2 separate regions of the Homo sapiens genome follow, and region 2 is linked to region 1. Evidence: read pairs that join two places in POLR2A ChIA-PET (ENCODE). Cell type or tissue: A673. All regions are shown on one strand. Each heading gives the region's core, and the rest is flanking DNA. Links, peaks and the distances in the headings are about the cores only.

Evidence for each region. Peaks named below come from ENCODE experiments on the same cell type or tissue, not always from the same donor. Only the 100,000 strongest peaks of a DNase experiment are listed, where the experiment ranks them.
Region 2: POLR2A ChIA-PET joins it to region 1 with 8 read pairs; 3 of 35 experiments call an interaction of 5 or more read pairs at or near these places.

What each region holds. Positions count from the first base shown.
Region 1 is chr11:117,296,311-117,303,970 of GRCh38, reverse strand. It overlaps BACE1 (beta-secretase 1), which reads left to right. Exons shown (of 9, transcript NM_012104.6): 2 at 7,010-7,098. Among named protein-coding and RNA genes, the nearest start is that of BACE1, 16 kb to the left of the region's middle. RefSeq lists enhancers at 3,219-3,780, 3,781-4,342. In A673, for the core only: no CTCF peak of the experiment used is centred there; a DNase peak (open chromatin) is centred at 3,000; H3K27ac peaks cover 243 bases.
Region 2 is chr11:116,793,813-116,801,472 of GRCh38, reverse strand. No RefSeq gene overlaps it. Among named protein-coding and RNA genes, the nearest start is that of APOA5, 5.8 kb to the right of the region's middle. In A673, for the core only: no CTCF peak of the experiment used is centred there; no DNase peak of the experiment used is centred there.

The sequences.
Region 1 (7,660 bases), core at 1,667-4,166:
AGGCTTGGTCAGAACCAACGGATTCTTGTCCTAGCTTTGTGGCATGTGTAAGATGGGTGAAGTTGCTTACTCACTCTAGGTCTCACTTTCCTTCTCTGTAAAATGGAAGGCTTCTAAATCTCAACTTTAGCTGAAAGCCTTGTTATGCAAGAATATAGGCGTCTTCCCTCTTTAGCCATGAGGCCCACACAGAAGAAAATAGACTTCCTATTGAATAGGAAGAAGAATTGGAGCTAGAGCCCCCACTCCAGAGGCTTTTGCAAAAGTGCTATGACCTTGGGGTAGTACCAATAAAGGGTGTGGATTCTTAATAATGAGAGATGGTTCAGAATTGGAAAGAGTCTCCATCTCTCCAGGCCACTAAACAGATGCCCCTTGAAGGCGTTTTTCATCCAGAAGAATCTGAGCTATCGCTGTCTGCTGGTGAGAGCTGAGGCCAAGAAAGGTGGGATTTGGGGAACAAAGAGCTTACCCTAAGCTTGCCAGCTCCATACCTGCCTCATCACCCAAGATCTACTGCTGAGAACTGCAGGGGAACATGCAGAGTGAAACCTGGGCAGGTGTGCCTTTCCCTGTGGGGCTTGTTAGCACTTCCCATGAAGCTGCCTTCCCTCTGAGGCCCCCAGGGACACGTTTGTTTGTTAAATGATTGACATTGACCTAGTTCTGACCCCAGGCTGCAGCTCCCTGGGCATCTGTCTCCTGGGTCTGCCTGACCCCAGGGGACAAAGACGATGACTCCCGGATCACAGGCTGCGTAAATACAGGCAGGTGTCATGCCAGGGGCCAGGTGAGAGGAAGGCAGGTCTAAGCTAGAGCCACACCTATAACCTAAAACACCCATGGTTTGGGAGCCACTGAGAGATCCCTCCATCCCCCACCACCCAAAAAACAGGGTAGATTAGCTCTTTCACCTTTTCTTTCCTTCAACCATTCATTCATTCAAGAAACATTATTGCTAGGCACCGTGATACCTTAGTAGAACACTAAAGACATTTTAATAGTTTTAAATTCGATATGAGGGGAGGTGAGATTCAGTGTATAATTACAGAGTGACAAGTTCTATGGAAGATTTTATTTTATTTTGAGACAAGGTATCACTCTGTCACCCAGGCTGGAGTGCAATGGCACGATCTCAGCTCACTGCAACCTCCGCCTTCTGGGTTCAAGTGATTCTCGTGCTTCAGCCTCCCAAGTAGCTGGGATTACAGGTGTGCGCCACCATGCCTGGCTCATTTTTTCGTGTTTTTAATAGAGACAGAGTTTCACCATGTTGGCCAGGCTGGTCTTGAACTCTTGACTTCAAATGATCTGCCCGCCTTGGCCTCCCAAATTGTTGGGATTACAGGCGTGAGCCACCGCGCCTGGCCTGGAAGCATTTAAGTAAGAAAATATAACCTGGTCTCTCTCCCTAAGGAAGTCCCTTGAGCTCAGATGGCAGGATGTGTAGGGGATAAGTAGATAAACCTGCAAGTGGAGAGGAGGATGGTCCAGGCAGAGTGAAGCTGATACAACAGCCTTTGCGAGAGGGACCATGGCTGGTGTGGGGAACTGAGATATCTGAGGTCAGTGTGGCTGGCAGCAGAGCTTTATGGGTTTTTTGGTTGGTTTTGTTTTGTTTTGTTTTGTTTTGTTTTTGAGACAGAATCTTGCTCTGTTGCCCAGACGGGAGTGCAGTGGCGCCATCTCATCTCACTGCAATCTCCACCTTCCAGGTTCAAACGATTCTCCTGCCTCAGCCTTCCGAGTCGCTGGGATTACAGGTGCCTGCCACCACACCCAGCTAATTTTTGTATTTTTGTAGAGATGGGGTTTCACCATGTTGCCCAGGCTGGTCTGGAACTCCTGACCTCAGGTGATCCAACCACCTCAGCCTCCCAAAGTGCTGGGATTACAGGCGTGAGCCACCGCACCCGGCCAGCTTTACGTTTTTAATAGCAAAGGAAAACTGTTTACATAGGAGGGTTAACAGTCAAATTTGCACTTTGAAAAGATCACTCTGGCTGCAGTGCACAAAACAGATTGGACAGGTCAAGAGAAGATGTGCCAAAAGCAGCTGGGAAACTACTGTGATATTCCAGGGTGAGCTGATGATAGCTTGGCCTAGGGACAGCAAAAGAAATAAGGAATGAATACATTCAAGAGACTTGTAAGGAGCTTAATTGGACAGGACTTGTTGATGCACTGGATAGAGAGGTGAAGAAGAGGAAGGTGTTAGGATATGTCTGATACTGCTGACCTACAGAACAGATGGGTGATGCTGCCATCCACTAGTATAAGGAACACTGGAAGGCAGCCACCAGATGGAAAGGACTGCGTTGGGTCAGCTTGGGACATCCTGAATTTGACCTTTTTTTTTTTTTTGAGACGGTCTTGTTCTGTCACCCAGGCTGGAGTGCAGTGGCACAATCATGGTTCACTGCAACCTCAAACTCCTGGGCTCAAGCGATCCTTTCACCTCAGCCTCCTGAGTAGCAGGGACCACTGGTGCCCATCACCATGCCTGGCTAATTTTAAAAATTTTGTTTGTAGACATGGAGGTGTGTGGGAGGGGGTCTCACTATGTTGTCCAGGCTGGTCTCGAACTCCTGGCCTCAAGTGATCCTCTCGCCTTGGCCTCCCAAAGTGCTGGGATTACAGGTGTCAGCCCCTGCACCCAGCCCTTGAGGTATCTTTGAGGCACTTGGGTGCGTGCGTCGGGAGCTCAAAGGAGAGGAAAAAGCTGGAGTTAGGAGCTTAGACATCACCAGGATCTAGGTAGATGGCTTAGTGGGAGAGGGTCGTTAGAGAGGAAGAGGGCCAAAGCTCAAGCCTTGAGAAAGGAGCCTGCCAAGGAGACAGAGAACACAGGACCTGAGAAGATGAAGGCTGACTTGAAAAACACCTTCAGTGTTTGGTGACATGAAGTCACCGGTAACTGTAGTAAGGGCTGTTTTATAGTGGAGGAATGGAGGCGAAACCCAGTTTTAGAATGGGTTGAGGAATGCGTGGGAGGTGAAGAAATGGAGACAGCCTGGCTGAGCGCTTTGGTTGTGAAGGGAGAGGAGAGAGGGGACTGGAGGCGGATGTGAGATTAAGGAAGTTTTTTGTTTTGTTTTTGTTTTAATGAAGAGATGAGCATCTGTAAATGTCAACAGGAAGAATTCAGATTTGGTGGAGATGGGGCCAGGGTGGGGTGGCTGTATCTATGTGAGGGAAAAGGGCCAAGGAAGAGGTGGGTGCCTGGGAAGGGAGGAGGGACTTGACTCCCCAGCACAGGTGGCAGCTCATGAGGAGCCTGGAAGGGGCAGCCGCAGGCAGGTTGGTGTGGTTGGCTGTGGGAGATGAGGGCAGTCTCATCCCCTGGCCCAGTTCAGTGACCCGAGAGGGGAACCCAGCTGCTGGGGTTCGGCGGCTGCAGCCCCTCCACCGCTGCCTCTGCCCAGGCCGCCCTGAACTGCCCTGTTTCATAATGAGCAAGCAGTGCCTCAGCCTTGCCTCGGGCCCGTCCTGTTAAGAGCCCCCCCCATCCCCCCGCTTGGAATGGAGCAGGGGTGGGGAAAAGGCTGCCGGGACTGGCCAGGGCTCCCATTCGAAGCGCTGAAGGACAGGACCAGAATTACTTCTCTCGGGCGGGAGCACACCGCAGAGGGCAGACGGGTCGACATTTGCTCGGGAGAGAAGCCCAACTGTTTATTCTGGTTTTCTTTTGTGTGTGTGTGTAAGGTGGAGAGGGGAGGCAGAGAGCAGTGGGGACCTGAAATCGTAGTATTGGGGTGGGTGAGAGGGATGGGAGTGGAGGGGGACGTTCCTTCCTGGGCTCGGCCTGGCCCCCTTTGGGGTGGCAGGGGGAAAGGCTGGGGCTGGAAGGACAGCAAGAGCGCCCAGGGCCTCAGGGCTGGGGTGGGAGTACCCTGCAGAGAGCTCCCTCCTGCCTCGCAGGAGAGGAAGGGGGAGGCAGGGAGGGGCAGGGACAGCAGGAGCCCCCAGGTCAAAGCTCCACTCCAGTGTAAAGCAGTAGCCATATTTGCTTAGAACTTGCCGGATGTTCCCTCCCTTGCACAGGCCACAGAGACTTGTTGTGGAGGAGATCCTCTTTCTTTGGGGTCCAGTGATAGCAGGGAGCCCTGTAATATGAGGCCAGCCCCCCATGCTGGGAGCTGAGTCCTGAGAATGGGGAAGAGGGTTCGTGGGGAGAGGGTGGGTGAAGAAGCCTTCTTAATCATTAACCTGGTTGATTTCATCTGAACTGCTGAGCCTCCCAGCTCTATTGATTTTCTCTGAAAGCACAGCATCTGGAGCTGGTGGCTGCCCAGAGACCGGGGAGAGAGACCACGGGTAGAGGTAGGGGAAGAGGGGCAGGGAGGGGAATGGAAACCAGGCCAGGAGTGGGGGGCTGGGAAGGAGGGAGGAGACAAGGTCTGAGGGCCGGGAGATTGTCAGAGGAGTCTTTGGGGATGTGAGGAGGCCAGGAGGTCTAAGCAGGCACTGGGGGAGGGCACAGTCAGCACAGCCACAGAGGCACCACGGAGAGCAGGAAGGAGCCAGAGAGGATCTGGCAGAGAGGACGAAACTGAAGTCCAGAGAAGCACAGTGATCTGCTCAAGGTGACAGGGTCAGGGCCTGCACCAAAACTGAGGTCAGTTGATTTCACTGGACTGAGGAGAGAAGATACAGAAATGAAGGCCCCTGGGGCAGAGGAGAACCTGAGGTGATGGAAAGTCGGCAAGAGGCGAGATGCAACTTACAAATTACCATTTTTCTGAGGGTGGGGCCTTTCCTTTTTTTGCCTGTGAGGATATAGTAGACTTTCAAAAAATGGCTCTGGTCTGACTGAAGGTGGGGTCAGGCCATCAAAGGAGGAAGAAAGGGCCAAGGAGAAGTGATGCTAGAGGCCGGGCATGGTAGCTCACGCCTCAGCACTTTGGGAGGCCGAGGCAGGTGGATCACCTGAGGTCAGGAGTTCGAGACCAGCCTGGCCAACGTGGTGAAACCTCGTCTCTACTAAAAATACAAAAATTAGCCCTGCGTGGTAGCGCACACTTGTAATCCCAGCTACTCAGGAGACTGAGACAGGAGAATCACTTGAACCCAGGAGGCGGAGATGGCAGTGAGCCGAGATCGCGCCATTGCACTCCAGCCTGGGTAACAAGAGCGAAACTCCATCTCAAAAAAAAGAAGTGATGCTAGAAAGAGCTGGACAGAAGGGAACACCAAGACACCTGTCCATCTTCACTTAGCCAAATCCAGGGCCCTGACAAGATGGGTTTTCACCAGGACATTTTATGGGGCTCCTGGCTCCCCACTATTTCTGACAGTAGGATTCCTAGGTCTGTGTCACCTGTGAGACAGAAGGGGAGCCACATTCTGGTGGCAGGGACAGAACCACACGCATGGACACTGATGTGCCATCCTGGTCCCCACAGGTCCCCTGACCAGTACAGCTCCTAGAATAGGTCTTCTCTGAGCTGGAGGGGATAAGCCAGACTGCTTCCTGGGAGAATTGAAAAGGAGCAGGGGGCCCTGAAGACAGAATCAGTCAGGTACACAGTGAGCAGGGGTGATGTGACGGTAGAGAGACATGGGAACAGAGACAGCACACACACCACATAGCTCTGAGATGACGCACAAAATGTTATGACTCCATAGACTGAAGCAGACACAGCGTTTCTTTTCTTTTCTTTTTTTTTTTGAGACGGAGTGTTGCTCTCGTCCAGGCCGGAGTGCAGTGGTGTAATTTCGGCTCACTGCAACCTCCGCCTCCTGGGTTCAAGTGATTCTCCTGCCTCAGCCTCCCAAGTAGCTGGGATTATAGGCGTGCGTCACCACACCCGGCTAATCTTTGTATTTTTAGTAGAGATGGGATTTTACTACATTCACCAGGCTGGTCTTGAACTCCTGACCTCAAGTGATCCACCCGCCTTAGCCTCTCAAAGTGTTGGGATTACAGTTGTGAGCCACTGTGCTGGCCTCAGACACAGCATTTCTAAGGCCATGTTGAGGGTGCCAAAGGAAACCAAGATATTTTACCCCAGAATATACTACTTTGACGTATTTTGAGTCGGCTGTCAGAGGGCCAGCACACAGAAGTGGCCCTGCAAATCTGGCTTTTGAGGGAGATTTGCATCTGCAGAGAATCTGCATTGATGCAACCTGGCTTTCTCTGAGGCCCTCCCTGGTCCAAATCTAGGAAAGATTAACTGAAAGTCTGACATGTTTAAAGGTCTGAAAGACACATACATCACCTGTTTTCTCTGAGGGGTGTTACCTATGAGGTTTCATTCATATAAAAAGACCACTTTTACTGGCCTGGCCTCCGTTTATCCCTCCCATAACTATTTTTGCCAAAGTCCAAGTCCCTTTTTTTTTTGTTGTTGAGACAGGGTCTCTGTCGCCCAGGCTGGAGTGCAGTGGCATGGTCTCAGTTCACTGCAACCTCCACCTCCCAGGGTCAAGTGAGTCTCATGCCTCAGCCTCCTGAGTAGCTGGGACTACAGGCATGTGCCACCATGTCCAGCTAATTTTTGTATTTTTAGTAGAGACAGAGTTTCGTCCTGTTGGCCAGGCTGGTCTCAAACTCCTCACCTCAGGTGATCCACCTGCCTCAGCCTCCCATAGTGCTGGGATTACAGGGGTAAGCCACTGCACCTTGCCCAAGCTCCCATTCTTTCTGTAACCTCAAGATGGTATAAAATCATCAACCATCTGGCTATCTCTTTGACTTCCTATATTTTTTTGACTCCCTTGCATATTAGTTCTTCTACTAATCTGCCTTTTTTCAGTTGGTTTTTCAGCAGACCTGCAGAGGGCACAGGGGAAGTGTTCCTTTGGCCCCTGCAGCACCACAGGACCCCAGGTCCTGTCTGTGGTCGTGGTGGTAACGGGTGCCAGCCTGGACCAGTCCTGCATCGTGGAGCTTCACTCTGGACATTCTAAGGGGCAGACTGTGGCTGGGGCGTGAGGGATAATAAAGGTGGTGTGACCGAAGCCTCCTGTCTATACTGTCTTTTCTCTCCCCTTTCTCTGACAGCTCAACATCCTGGTGGATACAGGCAGCAGTAACTTTGCAGTGGGTGCTGCCCCCCACCCCTTCCTGCATCGCTACTACCAGAGGCAGCTGTGAGTCCTGGGGAGAGCCCGGGGGAAGTACCTTTTCCAAGGATCCAGGGCTAAGAAGGGTCAGGGGAGGGGTACAGAGAGAAAGAGTTGATCCTCAGATTTTCTTCTTGCCAGGGAAGGGGAAGGGCGAAAAAAAGACAGTGACCAGGAGAGACAGGGTGAAGTGGGTGGTGAGAGGAGCTATACCATGGGAAAGGGTGAATTGAGAGGTAGCCAGGAAGTGCTTCAGTGCTGAGACAGGGCAGCCTCCTGTGGGAGGGAAAGGAAGAAGAGCCCATAGCTCACAGAACAATCTTAGGGGGCCCATTTTCTCTGCCTGAATGGGGAGACGAAAACCCCACATCCCCTCGGTGTCTCTCAGTTCTCTAACACCAGCTAAGTCTAAGCTGAACAGGCCTCAGTGACGGCTCCCCTTGCTGTGTTCTTACCCAGGGGCCACTCTAGGTGGCTTTGCATAGTCCAAGGACATGAAGGAAAGGGTCTTTCATAAACCCCTCTGCCTAGACCAGTATCAGAACTGAAAGCTGAAATATCTCCTCCATGCACCACCCAGGGTGCCACC
Region 2 (7,660 bases), core at 3,202-5,701, 500 kb after region 1:
GGTGCGTTCTGAGATGGAGTCCAGGAACACCAAGTAAAGACTGCTACCTCACAGTTTACATCTGAGTTCTTAGAAGACAAGACTGAAGGAGAACAATTTGTAACAAGATTTACTTGGCCCGGGTGTGGTGGCTCACACCTGTAATCCCAGTACTTTGGGAGCTTTGGGAGTCCGAAGTGGGTGGATCACCTGAGGTCAGGAGTTCAAGACCAGCCTGGCCAACATGGAATAACCCCCATCTCTACTAAAAATACAAAAATTAGCCAGGCACGGTGGCACACGCCTGTAATCCCAGCTACTCAGGAGGCTGAGGCAGGAGAATCGCTTGAACCCAAGTGACTGGGTTGCCGAGAGCCGAGATCACAGCACTGTACTCCAGCCACCCTGGGTGACAGAGTGAGACTCTGCCAAAAAAAAAAAAAAAAAAAAAAAAATACTTACTGTTCAGAAGGAGAAGTCATAATGTTGCTTTAAAGAACAGGTCACAAAAGAAAGACTCTAGAAGATCTTCTCACTTGGTGCATATCAAGTGTCTATTTGAGACCCATACACTTGCTTAATCCATGTGTTTAAGGCAAAAGTGCTGCTGCTGAGCAGTAAGGAATAAGGTACCTGCTAACCTTTACCAATCTACATTTTAAAATCCTTCTTACTACACATCCAGAATGAGTCAGCAATTCTTGTGTATTAAAAAACAAAAACACAAAACAAAATAGAGGGGCAACTCTCTTAAAAATGCAGCTATCCGCAAACACTGTGATACAAAACGACAGTCAAGGAAAGGGCAGCACAAACAAGTTCACCTGGAAGGAATCTGTTCAAAGTCTCTGGATTTAAGAACAAGTTCCCTAAAAGCTCTTACTTACAGAAGAAATCGGATAATAAATGTAGCTGGAATGATGGAATTCTTTAAGTTTTCATTTTGTTTTGGGCAACTCTGTGGCCCAGGCTGGAGTGCAGTGGCTTGATCACGGCTCACTGCAGCCTCAACCTCCCAGGCTCTGGTGATCCTCCCACCTCAGCCTCCTGAGTGGCTGGGACTACAAGCATGTGTGCCACCATGCTAGGCTAATTTTTGTATTTTATTTTTAGTTTTTTTTTTTTTTTTTTTTTTTTTTTTGTAGAGACAGGTTTTGCCATGTTGCCAAGGCTGGTCTCAAATTCCTGGGTTCAAGTGATCCTCTCATCTCAGCCTTCCAAAGAGCTGGGATTACAGGCATGAGCTACTGCACCTGGCCTAGAATTTTTTAAAAATCACTATCTGGCAACTCTCAGGATAATATTCGATTCAGGCAAGGATCATCAATGAATGCTAAAACCATTGGGTGAAAAATTGTTGCAGAATGGGATGCTCACATGGCTTCAAAGTATTGCTCCACAAATTACTTATCAATAACGTAAAAAACCAAACTTTACTAGCCATGGAGAAATCTGGTTGTTATCACTTTAACGGAGTGATCAAACTTAACATCACTAAATAGAGTGCAACCTCCAGCTAGGATACAGTAAGAATGGCCAGATATCACCTAGTATTTTTGCCAAAAATGTTTAACCTTAATCTAATCATGAGAAAGTAATCACTCAAATCCAGAATGTGGGACATTTTACAAGATGTCCTCCTTGCACTCTTCCAAAAAAAAATCAATGTCATGAAAACAAACAAATGGTGGGGTTGGGGAGAACGGTTCTAAATTTAAAAACTAAAGTGGGATAACAACCAGATGAGATGTGTTAGAGCTTGAATTTACAGAGAGAGAAAAACAACTATGAAAGCATTTTGGGGAAAATCTGAATATGTAGGATATGTTAGATGATATTAAGGAATTGTGTTAATTTTCAAAGGTATGATAATGTTTTTTTCTTTTGTAAAAGAGTCCTTATTTTTCACAATGTATGTTGAAGTATTCAGAGTGAAGTGTCATGTTGGCTATAATTATTTCAAATGGTTCCACACACAAAGCACATACCACATACACATATACATATACCTCCAACCAACTCAAAACATGTTCAACACTGAAACTATAAGATGCCACCAAACAGGGAAGCATGAGTGTGTGTTGCATCTACCCATTGTATCAATCCAGGTTCAGTCAGAAAAACAAAAGCCATTCCACGTATTTCAAGTATGAAAGGCTTTAAAACAAAAAATTAAAGGTTTATCCAACTCTTGGAAGGGCTGGAGGAGTGACCACCTTGGTTTGCAGTTCAGAAGGAGTGACTCTCAAACGCTCATTAGTAAGTGGCTACAAATGGGAAGCTCGCCTTATTATGCCTGCAATATCAATGCATGTGATTCCTGGGAAGGTCACCCAGAAGCTGCTTTAAACTCCAAGCCTGTCCATGCTTCTGTCTGCAACCGGCATTGAAACATAATGGCCTCTCCTCTTCCGTCTCACGCTGGCTGACTCTAACCTAGGCTCATATAGAGAAGGGATTCTAGAAAATGTATTAATAGTTCCAAGTGTCCCCTCTGCATCTCATAAAAGACCTTAGAAAGGGCACTGATAATGCTATTTGCAAAAAGACAATCCAGCGCAGTTGTATTTTACAGCACAGGCTCTTTAAGTTTGGGTTATCAGCAAAAAACCATTAGAGTATGAGAAATTCCTTTTTAAATTGTGGCAAAATATACATAACATAAAAATTACCATTGTAGCTATTGTACATTGTAGCTAAGTATATAGCCCAGTAGCACTAAATACATTTACACTGTTGTGCACCACTATCTAGCTCCAGAAACTTTTAATCTTCCCAAACAGAAACTTGTACCTATTAACCAATACCTTCTCCTTCCTCACTTCTCCTAGAAACCAGAATTATACTTTCTGTCTCTACAAATCTGACTATTCTGGATACCTCAGAATCACAGTATGTGTCGTTCTACGACTGGCTTGTTTCACTTAGCATCATGTCTTCAAGGGTCATCCACGTTATAGCATGTGTCAGATTTCCTTTTCTTTTCTTTTCTTTTTTTTTTTTTTTGAGACACAGTCTCGCTCTGTCACCCAGGCTGGAGGGCAGTAGCACAATCTCAGTTCACTGCAGCCTCTGCCTTCCAGGTTCAAGCAATTCTCGTGCCTCAGCCTCCCAAGTAGCTGGAATGACAGGCATGCACCACCACACCTGGCTAATTTTTGTATTTTTAGTAGAGACGGGGTTTTACCATATTGGCCAGGCTGGTCTTGCACTTCCGGCCTCAAGTGATCTGCCCGTCTCGGCCTCCCAAAGTGCTGGGATTACAGGCGTGAGCCACTATGCCTGGCCCCCGATTGTCATTATTTAAGGCTAAGTGATATTTTGTTGTCTGTATATACCACATTTTGTTTATTCATTCATCTGTCAATGGACATTTGGGTTGTTTCCACCCCCTGGTTATTGTGGATAATACTACTAGGAACACGAGCATACAAATATCTGCTCCAGTCCCTGCTTTTATCTTTTGGATATATGCCCAGAGGTGGAATTGCTGGGTCATAAGGTAATTCTAGATTAAATTTTTTGAGGGACTGCCGTATTGTTCTCCACCATAGCTGCACCATTTTACCTTTCCAGCAGCAGCGTACAAGCGGTCCAGCTTCTCCACATCTTCACCCACACTTGCTATTTTTGGCTTTTATTTTATTTTTTAAAATAACATTCTAATGGGTGTTAAGTGGTCAGAAATGGTTCTTTTAGGAGTAGAGATAGAGGCCAGGGGGATGGCTCACACCTGTAATCCCAGCACTTTGGGAGGCCTAGGTGGGCGGATCACTTGGGGTCAGGAGTTTGAGATCAGCCTGGCCAACATGGTGAAACTCCATCTCTATTAAAAATACAAAAATTCGCTGGGTGTGGTGGTGTGCACTCCCAGCTACTTGGGAGGCTGAGGGAAGAGAATCGCTTGAACCCGGGAGGCGGTAGTTGCAGTGAGCCGAGATCACACCACTGTATGGCCTGGTGACAGAGCAAGGCTCTGTCTCAAAAAAAAAAAAAAAAAAAAAAGAGTAGAGATAGAAAAGCATTGAAAACACAGCCTCAGCTCAGCTCAGTCTGCCATGGTGGGAAGCCATTAATTCTTCACTCTTGAAACCTTTTCGTCCTTGGTGTGGCAGAGGCTGCAAGTCTCCTCTGCAACTTTATTCTTCCCTTCTTTCTCAGTTATAAAATCCCTGATTTTAGAAATATCTTTATTGAGATATAATTCACATACCATAACATTCACTACAATTGAATGGTTTTTAGTATATTCACAGATTTGTACAACTATCACCACAAACTAAGTTTAGAACTTTTTTCATCATCCCACAAAGAAACCCCACACCCATTAGCAGTTATTCACTATTTCTCCCCAATCAACCTCCCCTCCCCTCAATAGCCCTAGGCAGCCACCAGTCTACTTTCTGTCTCTACCTATTTGTCTTTTCTGGACATTTTATACAAATGAGATTTTACAACATGTAGTCTTTTGTGACTGGCTTTTTTCCCCTAGCATAATGTTTTCCAGGTTCATCTGTGGTGTAGCAGGTATCAGTACTTCAACCCTTTTTATTGCCAAATAATATTCCACTATATGGATAGGTAACATTTTGTTTATCCATTCATCAATTGATGGACATTTGGGTTGTTTCCATTTTCTTGACTGTTATGAATAATGTTGCCATGAACATTAATGCACAAGTTTTTGTGCAGATGTGTATTTTCATGTGTCTTGGTTTTATACCTAGGAGTAGAATTGCTGAGTCATAGGAGAACTCCTCCATGTTTAACCATTAATGAACTGCCGAACTGTTTTCCAAAGAAATTGCACCATTGTACAATCCCACCAGCAATGTATGAGGGTAGAATCCCTGATTTTTAACTGATCATTGAGCTCAGGCCCATTCAAAACAAAGATGACATTTCCTAACCTTCCTTACAAGTAGTTCTGACCAGTGAGATGGGAGAAGAAGTTAGGTTTTGTCCTTAAAAGAAAGGAGAGTGGCTGGGTGCAGTGGCTCACGCCTGTAATCCCAGCACTTTGGGAGGCCGAGGTGGGCGGATCACCTGAGGCCGGGAGTTCAAGACTAGCCTGACCAACATGGAGAAACCTCGTCTCTACTAAAAATACAAAATTAGCTGGGCGTTGTGGCGCATGCCTGTAATCCCAGCTACTCAGGAGGCTGAGGCAGGAGAATCGCTTGAACCTGGGAGGTGGAGGTTGTGATGAGCCGAGATTGTGCCATCGCACTCTAGCCTGGGCAAGAAGAGCGAAACTCCATCTCAAAAAAAAAAAGAAAGAAAGGAGAGTACATTCTACACTCTCCTCTCCTCCACCCTGCCCCCTTTCCAGTGGCTGGATGTGGACATGGTGGTAAGCTATCTTAGATCATGTGGACAAGGGAAACACATAGGGATATTAGAACCTCCAGACAGAAGGAACTTAGGACCCTGGACAGCTTTGTGGAGCAGTGCTCCCATACCAGCGTGAAGTTTTGTATGGGAGAAAACATACATTTCCAGCTTTTGTAAGCCACTGTTATTTTGGGTCTCTCTCAGAGCAGCCAAATATATAATTTAACTAATATATTTTCTTTCTGTGATTCTTCTTTATTTTGATTATACTTCTACTTCTCTGCCCCTCTTTTAGGTGGGAGGTGCTGCTCCAAGCACTAACTCAGAATATAGACCCTCTCCCTCTTGTAATAGTGCCAGCTTGGAGTTCTTTGCTTCCACTGTAGGGGAAGGAAGGAAAAAATATGGAGAACTCACATCCACTCTTCATTGTCCTCAAACAGAAGTAACCCATTTTGTTCTGCTCACAGCCCATTGGCCAGAACTAACTGTATGGCCCCAATCTAATTGCAAAGGAGTCTGGGAAGTACAGCACAGCACATGGATCTTTGGAAAGCGTTAATTTTCTCTGCCAAAGGCTTCTTTTGTTGTTGTTGTTGTTTGAAATGGAGTCCCGCTCCGTCACCCGGGCTGGAGTGCAGTGGCCCTATCTCAGCTCACTGCAACCTCCACCTCCCAGGTTCAAGCACTCCTCCAGCCTTGGCCTCCCAAGTAGCTAGGATTACAGGCGTGTGCCATCATACCTGGCTATTTTTTTTGTATTTTTAGTAGAGACAGGGTTTTACCGTGTTGGCCAGGCTGGTCTCAAACTCTTGGCTTCAAGTGATCCGCCTGCTTCGGTCTCCCAAAGTGTTGGGATTACAGGCGTGAGCCACTGTACCCGGCCAATACTGGTGTTTTCTGACCTCAGCGTTTTTCTTTTCTCCTGCCATGTACTCTCCCTAGAGATTTCATCTACTCCCAAGTCTTCCACTGCTCCTATCTGCTGATGACTCCCAAAACTCAGTCTCCAGCCGAGACTTCTCTCCTGGGCTTGAGACATATGTATCCAACTGCCAGAACATCTCCAGTGGACAGCCTTTGGGCACAAGGCCACACTAGCTTGTGGGTACAAGTAATCACCCAAAGTCAATTTCAGTGGCTCTCCACTCCCACATTTTTTCAACCCCTGGAAATGTTCCCTTCCCAAATACTCTGAGTCTCTCTTCTCTTTTCATGACTGTGGTTTTGTGACTGGATGGTAGCTCCTGTTGCTTTTTTTCCTTTCAAATGAATTTTCTCTTAGGAGGCTTCTTAGCCATTAAGCAAATAGACCTCAACTGGGCTTGCCCTATGCCTATCTGAAACCCAGCTTAGGTTCGAGTTAGGACTCCTGTTAATCTGAGCTCTCACTTCCTGTCCCAACCTGCTTATTTTTTTTGGTGAAAGAAAATATCATCCCCCTAGTTGCTCAGAAACCTGGGAATCATTGGGATTTTTTCCTCTCCTTCACCTTCCTCATCCAATCAGTCACCAAGTGCTATCAACTCTGCTGCCTTAGTAGCCCTCAATATATACTTACCTATCAACCATCACTGCTATGCCATACTTCAGGCCTTCATTTCTCACTTGGATTATTAAAATATCCCTAAATAGTTCCTCTGCCTTCTCTCTGGCCACCCTCCTGAGTGATCTCTCCATCATGTACCTTTCAGTGACTGCTTGCACAAGCCCCTTTGTGACTTGGTCATAGTCTGCTCTCTTGAACCACCAGAGCCAAGCACCTGGGTTCTGATTCTGGTTGCAACTCTTACTGCGTGATGATGGACAGGCCACTTGATCTCCTCAAACCTCAGTTCCTAAATCAAATGAATGATTGAATTCAGTCACTTAACTTTGTATGTAGTAGGTAGGCACTGTGCAAAACATACTAGTGGATATAGAGATGAATAAGAAAAAGCCCCTGCACTCAAAGAGCTCTCGGATTCATCAACAAATTATTGTGCAGTTAGATAGTAAGTGCTATAATCCAGGAATATACAGTGTTGTGTGAATAATGTGGAATCAGTTTATCTCCAGAGCAGAAAAAGGTGAAGGCCGAAGAAGGCATTCAGAGTGATACTGGAGCTGTGTAGCAGGGGCTACTACTGTTCCCTCAAATCCTTTCTTCTCTTCTTCCTGAGTAATAGAGTCCTTTTTCAGCTAGGCATACAGCCATCCAAAATAAAAACTATATTTCCCAGCCTCCTTTTCAGCTAAGTGTAGCCATGTGACTAAGTTGTGGCCAATGGGATGTCAGTACAAGTGGTAATGGCAATATCTGGGATGTGTCTTTAAAAGGAAGGAACATGTCCTTCTCCTTTTCCTC